2 separate regions of the Homo sapiens genome follow, and region 2 is linked to region 1. Evidence: read pairs that join two places in POLR2A ChIA-PET (ENCODE). Cell type or tissue: OCI-LY7. All regions are shown on one strand. Links, peaks and the distances in the headings refer to the core of each region. The heading gives the core; the rest is flanking DNA.

What was found. ChIA-PET counts read pairs that join two places held together with the same protein. Peaks named below come from ENCODE experiments on the same cell type or tissue, not always from the same donor. Only the 100,000 strongest peaks of a DNase experiment are listed, where the experiment ranks them.
Region 2: POLR2A ChIA-PET joins it to region 1 with 5 read pairs; 1 of 35 experiments calls an interaction of 5 or more read pairs at or near these places.

Annotation. Positions count from the first base shown.
Region 1 is chr4:82,355,675-82,363,123 of GRCh38, forward strand. HNRNPD (heterogeneous nuclear ribonucleoprotein D) reads right to left here. Exons shown (of 9, transcript NM_031370.3): 3 at 3,797-3,965; 4 at 2,985-3,146; 5 at 1,639-1,770; 6 at 1,122-1,221; 7 at 863-1,009. Among named protein-coding and RNA genes, the nearest start is that of HNRNPD, 15 kb to the right of the region's middle. RefSeq lists an enhancer at 6,915-6,964. In OCI-LY7, for the core only: CTCF peaks have their summits at 5,071 (motif pointing left) and 5,283; a DNase peak (open chromatin) is centred at 5,087; H3K4me3 peaks cover 323 bases; H3K27ac peaks cover 883 bases.
Region 2 is chr4:81,968,271-81,975,719 of GRCh38, forward strand. No RefSeq gene overlaps it. Among named protein-coding and RNA genes, the nearest start is that of HNRNPD, 400 kb to the right of the region's middle. In OCI-LY7, for the core only: no CTCF peak of the experiment used is centred there; a DNase peak (open chromatin) is centred at 4,621; H3K4me3 peaks cover 666 bases; H3K27ac peaks cover 484 bases.

The DNA of each region.
Region 1 (7,449 bases), core at 3,226-7,225:
GGATGGACAGCTGACCCTTTCACAACCACCAGCAAAAAATATCTTAAAATTTAGAACAAATTGTCAACCACAATCAGTGCTTAGTATCTCTGCCCTTCTAAGAAAAGGGCCCCAATCTCACCCAATCCATCTTTGCTGACCTTCTTCTGACTTTAATTAACCTATTATTGTGCAGCAGGCCTAGTCACCTAAGAAAGGATATAACTCCAAGAACTGGTCTAACCAAGGAAGGAAAAGAAAAACCACTTAAAACAATGCAACCAATGCAACCACTCTCCTCCAAAAAAATGTAAGATTGCTTCTAGTAGAACCCTTTACCTGACGACTCAACAGTTGCTACAAATCAGGTGGAGAGCAACTACCTTAGTTGCACAATGAAGTCAGGGCTTTCCATGTCTAAAAGTCAAGTTTTTTGGTTCTATCAAGCTCAACATCTGTTTTAAGAGTTTCTACATTAATAATCCTAAAGCGAGGATACTATTAGTTTTAACTGGCAACATGTGGTATTATTCAGTTTTATAGGATTAAGACACATCATGCCAAGATTATTGGTTGGTCCAAGAAGTGACATTTAGAATACCTTGAGCTTAAAAGATCTGAACTGAGCTTAAAATTTTTAAATCCAAGTAAAACAAATGCCCAGCAAACATATATAGAACCACACATACACCCTACCCTTATAATGTGTGTGTGATATAGGCTGGGAGGAACCAAGCAATAAAATGGCTGCAGTTTCAAGTTTCCAGGAATTTGAAACCTGAAGACATTTGCACTTGGCAAGGCTACACTAACCTTTCTGCCTATCCAAATTTGTACAAAATAAATGTCAAATAGCAGTTAATATAAAAAGTATAGTACTTACTGCTATAATCACCATATCCATAGTAGTTGTTGTAACCAGTGTAGTCATATCCTCCATAACCACCGTAACCTTGGCTGTTATATCCATAGTTGCCATAGCCTTGATTCCAATAGTTACTATATCCCTGGTTCCAGTTTTGACTGGGGCCTGCAGCACATTAATAGGTTCACTAAAGTCAGAAGATCAGCAAAGATCTTTACTTCAGGATAATTAAAAAGCAGAAAAGCTTAAGATAGAGTAAACTTAGGCTCTAGCTTACCACCACCTCTTCCACGAGCTCTTCCTGCAAATCCTCCTCTAGATCCCCACTGTTGCTGTTGCTGATATTGTTCCTTCGACATGGCTACTTTTATTTCACACTAAAAGAGAAAAATTACATTATTAAACTGACTCAAGAAAATAAAAGTTGCTAAATAAGTTTCTAATAACCAGAATAGCCAACATGTTTAAATAGAGTAGGCTAATTTGAAACTTTCCTCAGTCAGTTTATTAATTAAACCAATATTTAGTACTTAAGAGTAATCACTTATGAGTACTTGCTAGTGATGTTACTTCATTTTACTTGTCAAGTTCTAAAAACTATTTTTGTGAAAGCCTAGACAAAAACACTAACAAATGTGTCCATCCTGCTCCCCACAAAAAGTTGGTCAATGGTAAGTAACCAATGAGAAGTTTTTAAAGCATGCAAAGAACTTAAGCCTTTACAGAGAAAGATAAATGGTTAAGCTCTTTACAACAGCTAGTTTTCTCTACAAGTAAATGGATGCTTAACTTACTTTACTAAGACCAACATTGTGGTATTTCTTTTCCATTATCTTCTTCACTGGTTCTTCTTCCTTAAAGGTAATAAAGCAGAACCCACGCCTCTTATTGGTCTTGTTGTCCATGGGGAGCTCTATGGATTCCACCTGGTATTAAAAAACAAATTTTAATATGCTAACATGCATTTTATTGACCTTAAAAGAAACACAAGTTTAGAGGGGGGAAAACACACAAAGAAAACATGTATTTGGCACTGAAGTTCTAGTCTCCTGTTTCTCCCTATTTATTCTAATCCTTTTAAGGAATTCTTCAAATTAGAACACCCATTCCATCTAAGGTCTTCACAACTATTTACAAAAATAAGCTTTACCACGCACTGACATTTACTACCTAACTCAAGGGTCACAAATTCAAATGCCCACAAAGAACAAGAAGAAAACAGTCAAATCTAAGAAAAACAGAATAAAAATGTATTTGAGAGAAAACAGGAAGTAGGGTGGTGAGGACTACTAAAAACTGGAGAGCATATGCCCAAACCAAGATGGAAGCTACTACTCAGTTTGAGAGATGCTGCCGTACAGGAGGGCAGCGTCAGTTCCCATGTTGCGTGCTCTTGCAAGTATTTTTTAAAAAGCTAGATACTGAGTTTTGTGGGCAATATCTCAAATCCTCAACACTAAAAAAGCACTTATTGTTTCAATCAAGCAATAAATGTCTGTGGGACGTATCTGGAGCCCAAGGCCACAAATTTCTCAACTTTCATTAATTCATAAAAGAAACCTCTATTATCTACCTATTTCACTAATGAGTCTAAGTTTGTTTTACTTTTAATTGAGACGGGGTCCCACTATGTTGTCCAGGATGGTCTTCATCTCCTGGTCTCCAGTAATCCACCCACTTCGGCCTCCCAAGTGCTGGGATTACTACAGGCATGAGCCATCGCGTCCAGCCTCACTAATGAGTCTATAATGATTAGTCTCATTAAATTTGCACTTACACATGCATTTCAACTGATAAGGCACTACACCCTATTCTTAATTCCTTTCCTATTTTCAACAAAAGTCTCCTTCTAATCTAGATTTCTTCCTCTTAATTGTCTGTATTTAAGAATGTTTGTCTATTTCATCTTTGTATACTCTACCCCAGCAATACTCTGCATAGAGTAGGTGCTCAATGAGAAAAACACATTATCCAACCTTCAAAGACCTGCTAATGAAGTATTTACAATATCCTTATTCCAAAACAGATCACATAATCTACCCTAACAGCTTTGAAAAGCCAAGTGACTCTGAGTCCATAATGGGACAATCACATTCACACTAATTTTGACATAAACTGGGTCAAAACATTTATAACATACCTCACCAAAACCACCAAAGTACTCCCTTATTTTCTCTTCAGGTGTATCTGGAGAAAGGCCACCAACAAAAATTTTTTTAACCGGCTCTTTTGTTTTCATGGCTTTGGCCCTTTTAGGATCAATCACCTTCCCATTCAATTTATGTTCTTTTTGATCCATGACCTAAGGAAATTGAAGTTTTCATTTAAAAAATATATATCTTAACTGAAGTTCAGAGACTATTAACTTACTTAAAAATAACTATAAATACAGATAATGCCAAGCATATGTTGACTTGCTCAAGATTAAACTGTCAAGTCATGGTGGTGATGTAACATCAACTAACATATACTGTTTAAATCTAAAGGTAAGAATGGTAGGACATACACAAATTTAACCAATTACTAGATAACCATTACCTTCAATATATACAAACATGACTGCTACTTCCCTTTAGCACTATATACAAACATAACTGCTACTTCCCTTTAGCCCAGGATCAAAATAATGATTCAGTTAAAAGTTGCTTGCCTAACAAAATTTCAAAATATGGACTTCTGTGAATTGCTAAAACACATCCTTTTAACTAGGCATCTTTAAGTCTATAGTATCTTTAAAGTTAATTTCAAAATTTAGCAGAGCCTGGAACACAAATTATTCAGGAAATAATTCCTGAACCTACCTCTATCTTCATAAAACGTATTGGGGCAAGAACTATTCTTCCTTCCTATACTATCAAAATGGGGAACCACAAATAGGCAAACTCATTGTATCAAACTATCCATATGTTAATATTTTATATTATTAACTGATCAGAACACGTAACACACTACCTTATCTACACTCTCCGATTCTTTAAATAGCACAAAGCCAAAACCCCTTGATCGCCCTGTGATAGGATCTAACTTCAGAGTGCAGTCTACAACTTCACCAAATTTGGAAAAGTAGTCCTTCAGATCTTTCTTTGTAGTGTCCCAGCTAAGGCCTCCTATAAACATTTTCCTGTAAAGACAAAAAGCAGTATTAAAATGCTTAAAAAAAATTGCCTTAAATATTATCCACATCAATAACACACCTTTTCCAAACTGCACCAGTTTACTGGGCAGTATATTAAAACATCATTCTTCCTACATAACCACACATCAGGAACATCCTATTCCAAAAAGCTGGCTTATTACTGCTGCTCCCAAATAATTACAAAATAGTGAGCAAGCAGCAAATTAAGTCTTTCAACTTGCTAAAAGATAAACATATACCCAAAGTAAAAATACTGTACATAAAAGTTTTCCTTAGATTAAAAAGTTAACAGCAAAAAAACCAGAATCTTAGCTTCAAATTTCTCTTCCAAATGTTCATTAAACTTGTTAAAATGCTATGCAGTTCCCCACTGATCTCAGCAACCAGCATTGGTGTCTATGCTGAAGCTCCTTTTCTATTTTAACAGTTCTCTCATTAACAAAACTCTTAGCACATAAAATGGAAAATTCTACATCTCACAATTAAGTTGTGAGCCAATTTTTTTGATGTGCTAAGAGTCCTTAAGACAAAAGTAATGTGCAATATAAACAATTTAGTGAAAATTATCCATTGAAGTACAATCCACTAATTAACTTAGATGATTCGTTTACAGTAGAACCTCAGTTAACCAGCAATAAAGTATTTAAGCCTTTAAAATGCAGAAAGTGATGGGTGGTAAGCGGAAATCCACCAAGACACTCTAAGACCAAACGTATATACTCAAAATAAAATATTTTAAGGCGAAATCTTACTAACATTACAGCAAAACACCAGAAAGTTCAGATCTGGCAGCTTTACATAGGCTCCCTTTGTACAAAAATAAATAAATAAATAAATAAAAAGCTATCCTATACCTAACCTTCTTTCTACCCTTTAAAAAGACAGGACTGGAGGTTTTTAATTTTAAGGGTAAACTGTCAGAATTTGTTACATAATGGCTAAAAATGTCACCATGGGAATCAAATCAGACTTGCTCAACATTTTCTCTTCTTTTTAACTGGGGAAGGGTCATGGGTGGGGACTGGGATGTGACACTAACTCAGCTCTATAAAGAAATTAAAGGCCTTTCATTAGGAAACATCTCCATCTTGTGGGCTTTTAAGATACTGCCACTAAGGCCCATTCTTGGAATAAAAGGCCAATTAACTGTCCCTTGAATTAGGGTCTTTCTTCACTTCCTCCAAGATACCTGATTAACTGAGGTGTTACTGATCTTACTATCCTACCACAGTCTTGTTTTACTTCTAGTGACAAAGCAAACTTTCAGTGCAGAGTAAGTCTTAGGTATATACTGCGCTTCCCACTTCAGGTTAGCTTTTCAACTTACATGTATTCTAGAGCTGGGCCATTTATATGCTTAATGTTCAGGACTTCCTCAAAGTTTCCAGGCTTGAAGTAGCATTTATAAAACAACTTTGGCATTTTATAATCAAATGAACAAAAATACCCATAATGTTTTGTGTATTTGAAATGTTTACTTCTTGCCAATTTCATGGAAGAAATTTGAGTTATTTTCTCAATATACATTTTCTTTAATTTGAATAGTGTGTACCTTCTAATATACAATCTTTATTTACATAATTTGCTATAAACACCTTATTTTTAACTTACAGGTCCAGAATACTTCCTTCACAGACAGAAGTTATTTACCAACATTCACCCTGTAAAGGTGAGTACACTATATTTTTAATGAGAAAGAGAACTGACTATAAAGCAATGACCTCTTGCTAAGATGACCATAAGTTCCACAACAGAAATAACTTCAATTAAGTTGAGATTTAACTATTAAATTACCCTTTCCATGATTATTACAGAAATTTCTCAATAATAACTAACAAACTTTGAAAGTATTTCAGCCTGAACACAACAGTTCTAACAAAAACATTTTTTAAGCTGTTGAAAGGCAAGAAAATTCTCTGTCTGGTCTATTCAGATATGGAGACAGAACTAGTTTTGATTTTATTTAACCAAAAAGCAATGTTTATATTGGGAAAATACCCTTAATTTAAAATTATTAAGAAACAGAAAACAATTACAAAGAAATAAATTAAAACACCAAGAATGAGGTATGTGGTATTATTCTGAAGCCCCAAATGTTTTTCAGACAAGAAGCAGATTTTCTTAAATATCACCTAAGCATATCATCAGCTGGCCCAGCAAAGTGCTCTCCAAACGTACTCCCCACCTTTAGTATGGTAGTTGTTTAATATGCCTACCTTAGAGCTACAAGGGTTCACTGAAGATGCTATCCCTCCTAAACTAATAATCAAATATCAATTATCCAGAATATTAAAAACTTCAGCTATCCAGCACTTTTGGAGAATAAGGAGCCAAGTATTATTCCACCTCCCTTAAAGCACCGCCTGCCCTCTCTAATCTTTCCCCAATTGTTTTTAACCTTCAATCATTTGAAATGAGATTTTTTTCTAACAGCATCACACTTTTCTGCCTTCTTATACTTCAAATACAGTAATCATAATTTAACACTATGGCTCAGACATCACTATTATGCTGATTTAGAATATCCACAGGGTCTTCTAAAATTAGCTATTAATACACCAAGTCCATCTCATTTCTTCACAAGTTCTACTTTTCATTTTTGCCAGATCACCAGTTGCTGTTCTAAAAAGTCTCCCTTCCGTTTTGCAGAGTAAGTAGCCAGCTGTCAAACTTTTCAAATTCTGTGTAAAGTAGAAGTCTCTAAGCAAGCACCTAAGTGGCTCGTCTTTGAGACAAACGTATTAATATTTTGGCAGCCCAAGAACACTCTGGCTTTTTCTTCTGTTCTAATCAAAAAAGGTTGTTGTTCTCAGGGTATGCTTAGGCTTTAAAAAAAAAAAAATGGTTGCTGACCAAATAGGTGAATATGCTACAATGAACACAAACTGGACCAATTCTATTCCATCTTTACTAAATGGAACATATTAATTCCATTCCATCTTTTTCTGTTTTTGGTTGCTTAGTTTTTGAGACAGTCTCACTCTGTCGCCCAAGCTGGAGCGCAGTGGCACAATCTCAGCTCACTGCAACCTCTGCCTCCCAGGTTCAAGTGATTCTCATTCCTCAGCCTCCGTGGGAGGGATTACAGGCTGCACCACCACGCCTGACTTGATTTTTGCATTTTTAGTAGAGACGGGGTTTCCCCTCGTTGGCCAGGCTGGTCTTGAACTCCTGGCCTCAAGTGATCCGCCCGCTCCAGCCTCCCAAACTGCTGGGATTACAGGCGGAAGCTACCATACCCAGCCCCAAACTCTAACTTTATAGTACAATGGGGAAAAGTCTGCTTATCTTAATTATGGATAAATGGGCACTTAGTCTCTACAATGTTGGCATACATGCTCTCCCTCAAACTGATGGCATAATGATTTTATATATATATGTGTGTGTGTGTGTGTATATATATATATATATACATTTACAAATACTTATTTTTTTCTTTTTAAACAGAGTCTCACTCTGTCGCCCGGGC
Region 2 (7,449 bases), core at 2,168-6,167, 390 kb before region 1:
GCACAAAAGCACAGGCAACAAAAGCAAAAATAGACAAATGGGGAAAGCTTCAGCACTGCAAGTGAAACAATTAGCAAAATGAAAATGCAACCCATAGGATGGGAAAAATATTTGCAAACCACATATCTGATAAAATATTAATATTCAATACATACAAGTAACTCATACAACTCAGTATCAAAAATACAAAAACCCAATTTAAAAATGGGCAAAAGACCTAAATAGACACTTCTCTAAAAAAAAGGAAAAAATTCAGATGTTCCACAGGCATACAAAAAAGTGCTCAATGTCTCTAACCATCAGCGAAATGCAAATCAAAGCCACAAGTTATCACCTCACACCTATCAGGATGTCTATTATCAAAAAGACAAAGAAAACAAGTGTTGGTAAAGATGTGGAGAAAAATAAACCTTTGTACACTGTTGGTGGGAATGTAAATTAGTACAGCCATTGTGAAAAACAGTATGAAGGTTCCTCAAAAACTCAAACATAGACTACCATATGATTCAGCAATCTCACTCCTGGGTATATATCCAAAGGAAATGAAATCGCTGTGTCAAAGAGATATCTGCACTCCCATGCTCACTGCAGCAGTATTCACAACAGCCAAGATACAGAAATAATCTAAATGTCTTTTGATGGATGAATGGATAAAGAAAATGTAGTATACATACATTTGTATGTTTATTTAATTATACAGTGGAATATCATTCAGCCTTAAAAAAGAAGAAAACCTGGCCATTTGTGACAACATGAATGGAGCTGGAGGATTCATGCTAAGTGAAATAAAAAAGGCACAGAAAGAGAAGAGAAGAAAGAGGGGCTAGGGGACAAGGGGAAATGGCATGATGTTGGTCAAAGAGTACAAAGGTTGAGTCAGACAGAAGGAATAAGTTCTGGAGGTCTAATATACAACACAGGGACAATAGTTAAAAATACTGTAGTGCATACTTGAAATTTGCTAAAAGGAGAGATCTTAAATTTTCTTGACACACACCCACACAAATGGTAACTAGATGGTAACTAGATGTGATAGAAATGTTAATTAGCTAGAGTGTGGTGATCATTTTACAATGTATATGTATATGAAAACATCAAGTTGTACACCATATATATAAATGATATATATGATATATATCATGATATAGCAAAATGATATGTATACATATATATCATATATAAATGTACACATATGTATATGTATACATATATATCATATATAAATGTACACATATGTATATGTATACATATATATCATATATAAATGTACACATATGTATATGTATACATATATATCATATATAAATGTACACATATGTATATGTATACATATATATCATATATAAATGTACACATATGTATATGTATACATATATATCATATATAAATGTACACATATGTATATGTATACATATATATCATATATAAATGTACACATATGTATATGTATACATATATATCATATATAAATGTACACATATGTATATGTATACATATATATCATATATAAATGTACACATATGTATATGTATACATATATATCATATATAAATGTACACATATGTATATGTATACATATATATCATATATAAATGTACACATATGTATATGTATACATTTACATATATGCCACTCTGGTCTCCACTGTTTGTGCATTTCATAGCTTATCCCTTCATTCAACACTGTTCTAAAAACAAGAAAAGAAATCCTTGTCCTTATGGAGCTTACATTCTAGTTGGAGAGAGTAAATTAAAAAAAAAAAGTAAAAAAAATCATTTACATATCATTTATATATTATATATATCATTTATATATGATATATATGAAAAACTGATATATATATCATTTTATGTGTCCATGATAGCTCAATAAAGGTGTTAAAAATAAAAATAAATAATAAATAAACCCAAAAATGATAAGGAAGGTAGATTCTATGGCTACCCAGAAAGAAGGTGGTAGGTACGTAGTAGAGTTCTTCAGCATAGGAACAGGAGCAGCACTGACTGTATCACAAAATTAACCCTGCCACCAACACTCTCCTCTACATACATATATGGATGTTGGGTGTTTGGAGTATTTTTTACTTATTGTTTTTTTAACTTGCTCTCTCAACTAGAATGTAAGCTCCATAAGGACAAGGATTTCTTTTCCTGTTTTTAGAACAGTGTTGAATGGAGGGATAAGCCATGAAATGCGCAAGCAGTGGAGACCAGAGTGGCAGAAAGACCAGGAGGAAAGTCCAGAGCACAGATATCACAGTGAGATCCACAGCCAATACCAGGAGATTTAGAGTGATGCAAAGAAAAGGAGTGAAACTGAAATGCAGTGTCTAGGCCTCAGTGATGAACCAGTCCTAGCTGAAGCCAGGGTGGAGCCATGGAAGTGGAAGTGGGTTGCACTTCTCACAATCCACAGATGTTTGTACTGCTGTACCAGAGTACTATGTGAAACACCTTACTGAGAAGACAAGTCAGTGTAGTGCATTAAAATGGACACCATATGCTCAAAGATAGCTTCTACTGAGACATGGCTTAGAAATTAGAGAATATGAATTTGGACACACTACAGAGATGGCCCCTGGAGGTTGAGTTTTTCCATCTGTGAGTCTGTGAATAATCACTGAACCATAACGGCAGGTTCACATCAAGAACGAAACAGCCTTGGAAACAATGGCACAAACCTCTCCTCTATGACCCAGAGCCATGACACTTTTCCAAGCTCTTGTAGGGTGACCGGAGTCATCAGCATAAGAGGTCTACCAGAAAGGTCCCCTCATTCAATCTGACCTTTCCACACACCAGACCAAGAAACTCTCTCATCCTCTTCTCCAAACTTCTATCATGTCATCCTCCCTCCCAGTCCCTCTGAATAAGAGATACTGCAGAGGAAATGAGTAACAAAATGAACAGAGCACTTCATCAAGATCAAGCACATGGCTCAGTCCTACAAGGTGTCCTATACCTTGTGACAGGACACAAACAAAAAGCAAATGAAAATGACCTTTGGCTTATTACACTTGCAATGCAGCACAAAGCACTGCTCTTTGAGCTTTCTTGCTCTGTCTAGAAAGATAACTTTCCGTATTTTTTTTTGCCATCCAGGGCATCTGCCATGAAAATACTACAAAATATAGTTTGTCACTGGCTTTATAAAAACTCTGGGATAGGAACAATTAAAGCTATCTATGCTGCTGGGGACATTCCATTTTACATCAACAAATGTTACATCATCTGTAACCATTCCAATTTCCACTTAAGAACGTCTAATTATTCATATTGCTAGGGGGTGAATTCTGGCTTGCTTGCTGATGGTTCCATTACCTCTTCCCCATCCACCTTCACAGAAAAAGACAGAACGTAGGCTTTTGCAGAGGTGAGGGTGGGGGATGGTGGTAGGGGGGCGGGGGTGGGTAGATAACCATATACAAACTGCAAGGTCAGCTTCCCAGTATTGCAAAACTGGGTGCTATTTTCCATAGTTCCAAATGGCTTCTTCAAAACCACAGAAAATAAACCTATTTCATTTTTACACACATCACTGTTTCCCTGCAGGTTGTAGAAATGTATTTTCAGTTGGTCAGCAATTTTTCCAAGTGACTGCAAAGTTTTCCTTATTGTCCTACCACCAGGGCACCTCAGACTTAGACAGGGGGAAGGAGGAAGAAATGCTGGAGAGTGTGGAAAGTGACAGGAAAGTAAGGAGATGAAGCCTAGTCTGCGGATCCCATAGGTGGCCACTGAAGTCAGGGGGGGTGCACCTGCCATGCGCCCAAAGGTTACAGAGAGGCAGCTACATTGGCTGAAGAATCAGACAGATCATAGAACTCACTTCCCAGGCTCCTGATGGCACTGGGCATAAATTAACATCTCATTCCCTGCAATCACTGTAGTGGCTGGAAGACATGATTGATCTAACATTTGGCCTCCCTAGGAAGGATGTGTTAATTCTTTCTTCCAGCACTTTCCACTTCTTCATGAGCTCAGCTTTTCATCACCAAACAAATACCTGGGATGGAGAGCTGGGACCATCAGGCAGCAGGCAACCTGCAGGGGTGGTTTCTCCACCTTCTGTCCGTACAGCAACACTTAACTGAAAAGGCAAGGTTAGTGATCTGGTAGGCAGTGAACTCAACAGCATCAGGAACCCCAGCAGGTCCAGTTTCAAATTATTAACCTTCCTCACCCTTGAGGAATTTGTTAGTATTTTTCTATGCAAAATAGTACATGCCTGAGCAAAGTGTCCTTACTTTGCAGGCAGGGCTAAACTTAAATTATTTTGGCTTATTCCCCTTGAAGTCACTAATTAGCATTTGGTTTGTTTCTTTTCATAACATCATTCTTTAATCAACAAACATTTCCAAGAGCTTTTCTGTTATCAGATCTGATTTGCTGGCTTGTCCAAGAGTGATTCCACTAAGGTGTCTGATAGAGAAGGGAGGGGGCTTCCTGCAGGGCAGAGAAGGCTTTTCTAGGAGCCCACCACAGAGGGTACCTTTTCACACTTTGCACAAGGACTTTATGTGGATGAGCTGCAGCCTGAGTAATACCATCATGTCACTGCAGTAAAGCCTACACCATGGTTTCTCAGAGGTTACAGGAAGGCTTTGTAGTCGGTGCAAAGTAAACCCTCAATACATTTTAGCTAGCAATTGAGAGAGTACTGTATGTGTGAAATGCAAACTGGTTTCCTTTTTTGGAAGAGAGGAGGAGAGGAAGTAATTGAAGTAATTCTTGCTGTGTTTTTGGCTTATCAAAAAAGGTGGATCACTTTGTGAGAGACTGAAGGAGTTAGAAGCAAAAGTGATGTTTTTCCCTCATCTAATGAGGACTGAGACTTGGGGAGAAAATGACATGAGAGGTACTGAAGAAATTGTTTTTGTAAACTGAGGTTTACAATACTAAATGCATATTCTATGGGGTTAGCTAGAATATGCTCTTCCACGTAGCAAATATAAAAATCAAGTCCCTGCTATGTTCCAGGCACTGAAGGAATGCATTTCATAAAGACTGTGAAGAATAGGCTTGCCTGGAGCCACCACTTAAGACAGTCATGTCCAAAACAAGCAGGCAGAGCAATGGTGTCTGGGAAAGAGTGAATTAGATTAAGAAACTGGAGGTAGGAGCACTCAGAGGGTGGAGACAAGGAGCAGTGACAACTGTGTTCAACAGTGTGAAGAGCTGTTCTAAGAGATTCGATTAGTTTTGTATGGCCCTTAAGGATAGGACCCATGGGTGAAAGTGTTGAGGAGGGAGAGTTTGAGTCTGAATGGAAATAAGAACCTTCAAACTACTATTAACTGAAGCTTTGAGTGCTAATGACTTTTTCATCACAGGAGGTGACCAAGCAAGAGTTGAACAGATACTTGTCCTGGATGTTAAAGTGGAAATTCAAGCAACACAACAGAAGGTGAATAAATTTAAGGTCCTTTATGATCTTTATATTCCATGAGATTCTGAAAGAAGGAATCCTTGTGCTTCTCATGTCAGTTCTAGGGACAACTCTTTCTCCGTCTTCTATAAAACTCATTTAATTTTAATAATGTATGTGTTATTAATCATATAATTTGTTTTATCTCCTAACATTTTTGCTGTTATTTATATTTTATGACCTAACATTTATGCTATGCCCTAACATTTTTGAAGTGTTTGATTCACTTCTGTTTATCTTATTTTATAAATAAGAAATTTGAGAACATTTGAGTTAAACAACAATCAAGGCAGGGTTTATACTATACTAATAATGCTTTGTTTCTCAAGCTTTATGGTAAGTATAGATGACTATTCTGTCTATCTGTCTCTGTATCTGTCTAATTGGAAGGCTTCAACTGAATTAAAAAGAAAGAAAAACGGCTAACATTAGAATGCCTAGACTCTGACTTTCTACTTTAGAGCACATAACTTATACGGTATCCATATGTAAGATTAATAATATATAACCTAAGTTAAAGAATTTTTCACTTGACTTCTAGATATTTGACTTCATTAAAAATGTCATAATTCCTACTCAAATTGGCATCAGACTCATCAACATTTTTCAGTGCCCCTCTCTTGGCTTAGTGACTATGCCTACTTCCCCCTTCTCTTCCCCAAACCACCCAGGGTATCACTAAATGAAAGCAAACAACTGTCCAATCTCAAATACAATCGAACATACCATCCTTCTCAAGTTGCCCTCTTTTTGTCTTTCTCTCCCTTTCACCATGATTCACCTAAACCCCTTCAATGAATGCATACACCCACCCCACCGCCCCCACACACACCCCTCTGGAAAATTCATTGCCTGATTCCTAGAGGCTCTGAGCACCGGCAAATTGCACAGCATCAGAAAATCCATACACACACACACACACACACACACCAGTAGGCTGTGAAAAAGAATTTCCCCTGGAATTTGAAGAGATGACCACCCAGAATCAGAATAACACTTATTTGAGACATTTAAAACACACCAGACAAAGCACTAGAGATTATAATGTACAGATCAATTCTCCCCTAGCAAAGAAATGGACTATGTGATTTAATGTACCTTTCCCATTGTTAATTTCTATGATCTTGAGACTAATTTGAATGCAGATGGAATCCATTTGAATAATGGCTCAAGAAAAGAACTTGGTTGCTAATTCAATAGGTGCCAGGGTGTGAAAAATTATTGTCATGATTATAGTAACTGAAACTGAGCTTGTAAAAATATTTTTGCAGAATATTAATCAGTTCTGTAGTGACTAAGGCCACACACACTTACATACAACACAGCAGGCTTTTATCATGAATTAATATTTTTCTTAAGCTAATTGTGCCAAGATACTGTTGGATTAGGATTGTCTTTGTACATCTCACTGTGATTTGTCATGGTTGTGTAAGAGATATGAGATAAATAAGAATATTTAAATATATAAATAAGAATATCAGTTAGGATTGAAAGGTCACTGAGAGCTAGAACAAATACTGAAAACTATAATATTGAAGAACATGGCAGGGATGGGGGTGTGATAGGGAGACATCCTCCATATTTGCATTTTGGATTTCTTGTGCCTTCAAAGACACAGGTTTGCTTTTTTCAATAGTATCTGTACATCAAAGGTTCATCTTGCCCTTGTCTATCAGCTAAATTCCCTGACAGCTTGGGTAAAATGCTGTACCCCTATAGCATATGCCTCAATATTTGCACTTGCACTTACATTACGGTATATGTTACCTTAGTGATAAAATGACAAATGATAAATACTTGCATATTCAATGGATAGAAATACTAAAAATGCAACACATCACAGTGATTTTATATTTTGTTGGTTCATTTGTTTTTTTTGGATAAAGAAAAAGTCAGAAAAGAATAAAGATGGACAAGAATGGTTCATCTCCTACTTTCCAAAAACCAATTTTAAAATGTAGTAATAACATCCACACTTCATTGGGCATCTACTACATACTGTGTAGTTTATAAGCATTGTCT